Linked DNA regions of Homo sapiens: region 2 is linked to region 1. Evidence: chromatin contacts called from ENCODE Hi-C data. All regions are on one chromosome and are shown on one strand. The core of a region is the stretch at or near the end of the contact, and the rest is flanking DNA. Distances in the headings are between cores, read along the strand shown. Region 1 holds the start of OSR1 (odd-skipped related transcription factor 1). Region 2 holds the start of VSNL1 (visinin like 1).

Region 1 (2,808 bases), core at 231-2,730:
CTGCGTCCTCGGTGATCCATTCCCCAATCTTAATAAAACAGCAATTACCTCGAGGAGCCTGGGATGGAACATCTACACGCCGCCGGTCGCTGCTAGTCCCCTCCAGCGCTTCTCTTCCCTAGGGGGTTGTGAACCTGGGACACCTAGCCTTGCACGTGGTTTTGTTCCGCAGAGCCAATGCGCAGCTCTTAGCCTGGGTGAAATTTACCAAATTGTGGCAACAAAGAAACCCTTGCGGCTACTTTACACATTGAGAACCCAACCCGCTACTGCCTGAGCTGCTGAAAAAGGACTAAACGTGGTTTTTCATTCTTCTCCGAGACATTTCCGAGGAGAAATTAGTTCAGCAGGCAGCCCTTCACCCCTTTCCCCCTTCTTTCTCTCCTGACGGCTGGATTAGCGGACAGTCAGGGGAGTAACAGAACTTTTCCTGTCCCCAGCCCGGAGACCCTAGGGCTCCACAGAGTTTCCACTAGTGCTGTGTGTGGGTCTCGAATTGGAAAGCAGTGCTTGCGCCCACTGCATTGCCTCCCTGCACCAGGACAATCAAGGGTTCCGCTCCAGGCCTTGACGACACAGAGCAATCATCCTATGGAGAATATCCCTAAGTTAGAGCGCGAGTGCAAGGCGGGGTTCAGACTCGCAGCCCTGCGCTCTCGGGTCTAGGCGGCCTCATACTAGAGCGCAACTCCTCAAAAGACAAACTTGAACGAAAGCGCTACCGAGCTGGGGCATGCACCTGTCCCTGGCGCGGTCGGCTGCGGCTGTGGCCATTCACTCCCTCTCCCTTCCTTCTTCGTCAACCTGGGCGTCAGCCAGAGCTAGGAGCGCGTCTCAGGAAAGTTTGTGCCCGCTGAAGTTGCTCTGGTTTCTTAAAGGGGGCCCACAGATTGACTTTCAAAGTCCGTGGGCACCTCGCCCGTGATTCCGCAGAGCCGGGCGGGCTGGCCGCAGTAGCGGAGGCCCGCCCCCCTTAATCCCCAGCGGTCAGAGGCCGAGGACCCCGCGCAGGAAGTCCTGAGGCAGCACCCCCAACCACCCTGCTCTCACTTTCACAAAAGTCCTACAGCATTCGTTTGGCAAGAGCTTCCTTCAGGGGCATTGAGAGAGAGGAGGCACCCGCCGAGCAGTGACAAGGAACCTGGGAGTCCTGCCCGCATTCGCTTTGCTGAGCCCAGGCGCCCAGGACTGCAATTACCTTGTTCCGCAGAGGTCCTGGGGCTGAGCACGTCTCTGGGGCTTTAGCTGAAGGGGACTGGGGAAGCCGGAGGCCCTGGAGCCCACAGGCGCCCCTGGAGCTCTAGTGTCCCGACTCCTCTCCTGCCGCGGGGACTCCAAGCGCCGGACACGCGGGAGCGAGCGCTCAGCAGCCCCGGATCCTGCACGCCGGGGACGGTGAGCCTCGCTCGCGGCTCCCTCGCTGGGTCTGAACCAGGAGCAGCTGAGAACGTGCCGGGGAGAGGCCGAGCTCCGACTCACTCATCCCTTAGCACCGAGCCGCCTACTTATTTTAATCCACCACCCTCCCTCCTCCACCACCCCCACCCCCGCCCCTTGCCTCAGGATTCCTCCCCTCCCTCCCCTGCCCCCCAACCCTGCCCTGCGCCTGCGCAATGAAAGACAAAGTTTTTGCTGACCCGGGCAGCAGACTTTGGCAGCTGCTCTCGCTTGGACCCGGCCTCTCCCAACCTGCGTCCCCTCCTCTTCAGTCCCGCGCGACCCCTGCTGCCTTTTTAGGTCCAGAGCGGCACGCCTGGCGCACTGGAGGAAACGGTCCCTAGCAGATGAGAGCGGGCTGGCACCGCACGTTTCGAGGTCCTATACTTGGGCTCCTAGGACACAGCCCGTGCTCTTTGGGAGGAGGGAGGGAGGGGCAGTAGCTCTGTGCACCGGGATCCCCACACCGCGGCTTGGGTTTCAACGCACTTTGGCGCCTGACAGAGTCGCATCTCCTCCCAGAATCTCTTTCCAGAGGCGGCAGACCCCGAGTGTGGAGCAGCTCCTGGCTATCCAAGCGTGCTCGGGGCCAGGGTGTTAACCCAGGCAGCGCTGGTTAATTCCTGGTGCGGGAGGGCCAGGGTCACCGAAGCAAGCGAGCTGTAACATCTGAGTGCTTATGGTTGACCCCAGACCCTAAGTTCTGGAGTCCAGTAGAAAGAACAAAGAGTAGGGAAAGGAGGTCAGGAAAGTTATTTTCCTGGGGCCCAGAACTCTCTGAGATTTCACCCCAATGCACAGTGGCACTCTCTACTTACATATTTGTTTTAGGATGGATCAGAGTTTAGAGAGCCGCACTGGCAAGCTAGACGAGCTGCAAAGTTGTCAGTTCCAGGGCCTCTGAGTCAAGGAGCTGGTTCAGGTGGAGTTTTTAATCGGAAAGGAATCAGAGTTCTGGACATTAAAAATTCTATCTTCATTGCCTAGGCATTATGGAGGGTACCATCACCCCCTTGACTACCCATCTCTGAAAGCTGACCTCCGGCTGACCCCAGCCCAATCCCTCCCTAATGCCTTTCTGGAATACCCTTCCAGGCCTTGGGTTTGGCAAGGAGGAGTCACTGGTTTCCTGGGACTTGTGTGGGTCCAGATCACACAACTGCACTCTCTGCCTTTGCCCCAGAGTTGCTGCTGAGTGACTCTTGGAGCTGGATCCTAGATTCCGTGGGTCCCTAAGTACTGTACTGCTTCTCTCCCGAGGAGCTTCTGCTATCTCCAGCTTTGGTTTGCAAAGCTAATCTGATTTTCTTGGGAGGTGAAGAAGGTTGTAATACCTGACCTAGGGAGATGGTAATGAAGACTCCCCTCCCT
Region 2 (2,808 bases), core at 207-2,706, 1.8 Mb before region 1:
CAGCCACAGACTTGTCTGGCGGAGTTTCTCCTGGTGCCCACTTAAGTAGTCTCAAGTTTGTTCAAAGCTGGACTCCTCGACTTGGAACCAGGAGCAGCTGGAGATTTGTCAATTTAGAGCTCATTTGCCACGGGAGACGCTCTTGGTGTCCCCAGCACCGAAGGGTAGGTCAACTCTACAGTTTTCCTGAACATGATAAGGTGTGTGAAGACGCTGTGCAAATTGTACAGCGCTCTGCTTAAGGAGAACCTCGATCTTCATCTCGCCCCCAGAACTTCCCTCCCTTGAAAATAAAACTCCCACCTGAATGTAAAGCCCAGGAGGGGGTTTTGTTAACCGCACTTATTCCCAAAGCATAAAGGAATGTCTAATAGTTTTGCAAATGCTTCCATGAATAATTGTTGAATGAGTTCATGTACAACATACACACTTGAGGAAAACTGGTCTGGTTGGGAACATCTGGGAATTCTCCTTGCTTTTCTGGTAGGGAAGCGACCGACCAAACATTTATTGGGCACTACTCCTTGCCAAGCCTTCTAGGCTTTGGCAGGCCAATGGGGAGCCGGGGGGAGGGCTGGCAAACCTGTTAGTTGTTCAAGGACACAAAGGGGGCTTTATAAGATGGCCTAATCAGAGCCCTTAAACGTGGGTTCGCAAAATGGTTCATTCCCGCCCTTTCACCCACCCCCTCCCACCCCAGACGCAAAGCATATGTTAAAAACACTTAAGTGCATACAGAAGGCGCTTGGCTCAGGGTACACAGGGCAAGAAGCCTCGGATCCCAGCTCCCTTTAACACACATTTTTTCAACGCCGTTCTGGACCGAGACTGTCCGGGGCACTGGGTGCTGCAGGACCCGGCTCCCAGTACTCCTAGCAGAAGACCCTCTGATGAAATGGCCCATGACAAAATGACCACCATAACCGTTCCTTCAGTAAGCCAGGTAGACGTGCTCACAGCTTGCTGGGAAGTCTTCTTTCGGAGATTTCTGCAGTTTTCTCCTTCACCTTACAGCCTAACAAAGGGTGGGCCGGGGGTCGGCTAGGACAGAAAGCAGCGGGAAAAGCGGCTCCACGTGTTCCATCTCTGGCCTCGGCCTTCAGCCCCCAGGTTCGGTAACCACTGGGCGTGGCGAGTCCGGGTAACCCGCAGTCCCTCGCGCCCGTCCAGGTGCGGGTTGCTCCGGTAGCCGGACTCCCTTTTCCTATATACTTTCCTTTTGAGCTTTTGCTAAAATCTGGAGACGTGGAATCCACCCGCGGAAACTCCGAGCCCCTCCGACTGAGCATGCGCCATCGCCAGGCGGCTTTTGGTCACAGGCTCCCGAGTTCTCCTAGCTGGGGCTGCGGAGCTGGGGGGAGGGAAGAGAGGAAAGGGGAGGGGGTGCCTGGAGAGGCGGAGGCTCGCGCGCCTGCGCATCCAGCTCCAGGGACCCTAGGTTTTCTATGGGATTCCCAATCTGCAGCAGAGATTTACCCGAGCGTGTTGCGGCAGCGGCTGGGCTTGCAAGGCGCGATCCAAGAGGGATTTAAGCAGCCCAGAGCTCCAGAGAAAAAGAGAGCGAGAGAGAACCACACACAGAGACGGCTTAAGCGTTTACCCGAATTAAATATATATTTTTAAAAAGAACTGTTGAGTTTTATCATTTTCGTTAAGTGACCGTGCGCAGCGCTGTAACTGTAAGTGGAAAATACAATCTTCGTTGCATTTCTGCATGTGTAGTGCAACCAACTGTCAGAGAAATGCTTTGGCTATTGTCACATACTTTGCTTTGCATAGATGCGTCTAAATGCATGGGGACAATTTCCTTGCTTAATGCTGGCGATCTGAATGTGCTCTTAGTCCATGGGGGATCTTTTGGAATATTGGGGGTGGGGGAAGGGGGAGTGTTTATATGCGGCGTGTTTGGGGGATTGTCTTAGACTAGATTTAAGACAGGTGAAACTGAGATGCTTTCTTAGTTTGTCTTAGACAGATTTAAGTAGCTAATTGACCGATTGTGAAGTTTTCCGGTTGCTGATAAAACTATTGAGCGGGTACAGTCGAGTAGCAACCTGTCATCCGTGGGATTGGTGCACCATTTTTCTCACTGTGGAAGGGCAGCAAAGGTGTTTGCTAAGTAAAACTGAGTGGATGAGATTGGTATGGAAATCATGGTTGATCTCTGAGCGGGATGTTAGTGTTTAAGATCCACGGAGTCAGGCGCAAAATGAGCACATTTCTCTCAGTATTCAGAAATGAGTAGATAATTTTTTTCGTCTTTGATTTTTGTCACAATGGTGAATGGGCAGAAAAGGGAAAGATGCTCTACTGCACTGTCGATTTTGAACGGAGTCACAGGCTCGGTCGCTGAATGGGGACTGTCAGACCCAAACTAGTTACCTGCCTTTGCATTCCGTGTTCGCCATCCGGAATCTGGGGTTAAAAAATGTAAATCAAGGTGTGTTACATTTGGTAGTATTTCTTTAAAGGATAAAAGGTCGTTTTGTGTTTTGAGTTAAAATGGGTTGTTCCTTGCCCAGAAACTGGAAGAAGGGTCTTTGCAAGGTCAAACCCCGGGTGGAAATCAGAATGATGAATACCCTCAGGGGTACAAGAATGTGTACGTGGAAGGAGCGAGGAGAGGCTGATGCTCCCTGCATGGTGGAAATGATGAGTGCTCCGCATTGCCTGATCAGTGCCCTGTGAGATGCCAGAGTGGGAATCCATTTTTCTAGAGTTGCCCTCCTGTCCGTATTTTGGAAACTAAAATAAAATAGAATTGTTGGTGGTTGTGGAGAACACTAAGTACATACTATTTGTGTATCA

Evidence for each region. Hi-C counts contacts between places; a loop is a spot of excess contacts on that map. Pooled maps may share reads with other maps.
Region 2: a loop to region 1 is called in a map of naive thymus-derived CD4-positive, alpha-beta T cell, with 8 times the contacts of the local background. The contact joins the promoter of VSNL1 here to the promoter of OSR1 in region 1. A Hi-C loop is called at or near these places in 1 of 168 maps with a recorded cell type or tissue (naive thymus-derived CD4-positive, alpha-beta T cell), 1 of 37 single-sample maps with no recorded cell type and 8 of 50 pooled maps.

The regions. Positions count from the first base shown.
Region 1 is chr2:19,357,143-19,359,950 of GRCh38, forward strand. It overlaps OSR1 (odd-skipped related transcription factor 1), which reads right to left and starts at 1,481. Exons shown (of 3, transcript NM_145260.3): 1 at 1,199-1,481. RefSeq lists enhancers at 1-159, 825-1,353.
Region 2 is chr2:17,539,240-17,542,047 of GRCh38, forward strand. VSNL1 (visinin like 1) reads left to right here and starts at 1,457. Exons shown (of 4, transcript NM_003385.5): 1 at 1,457-1,679.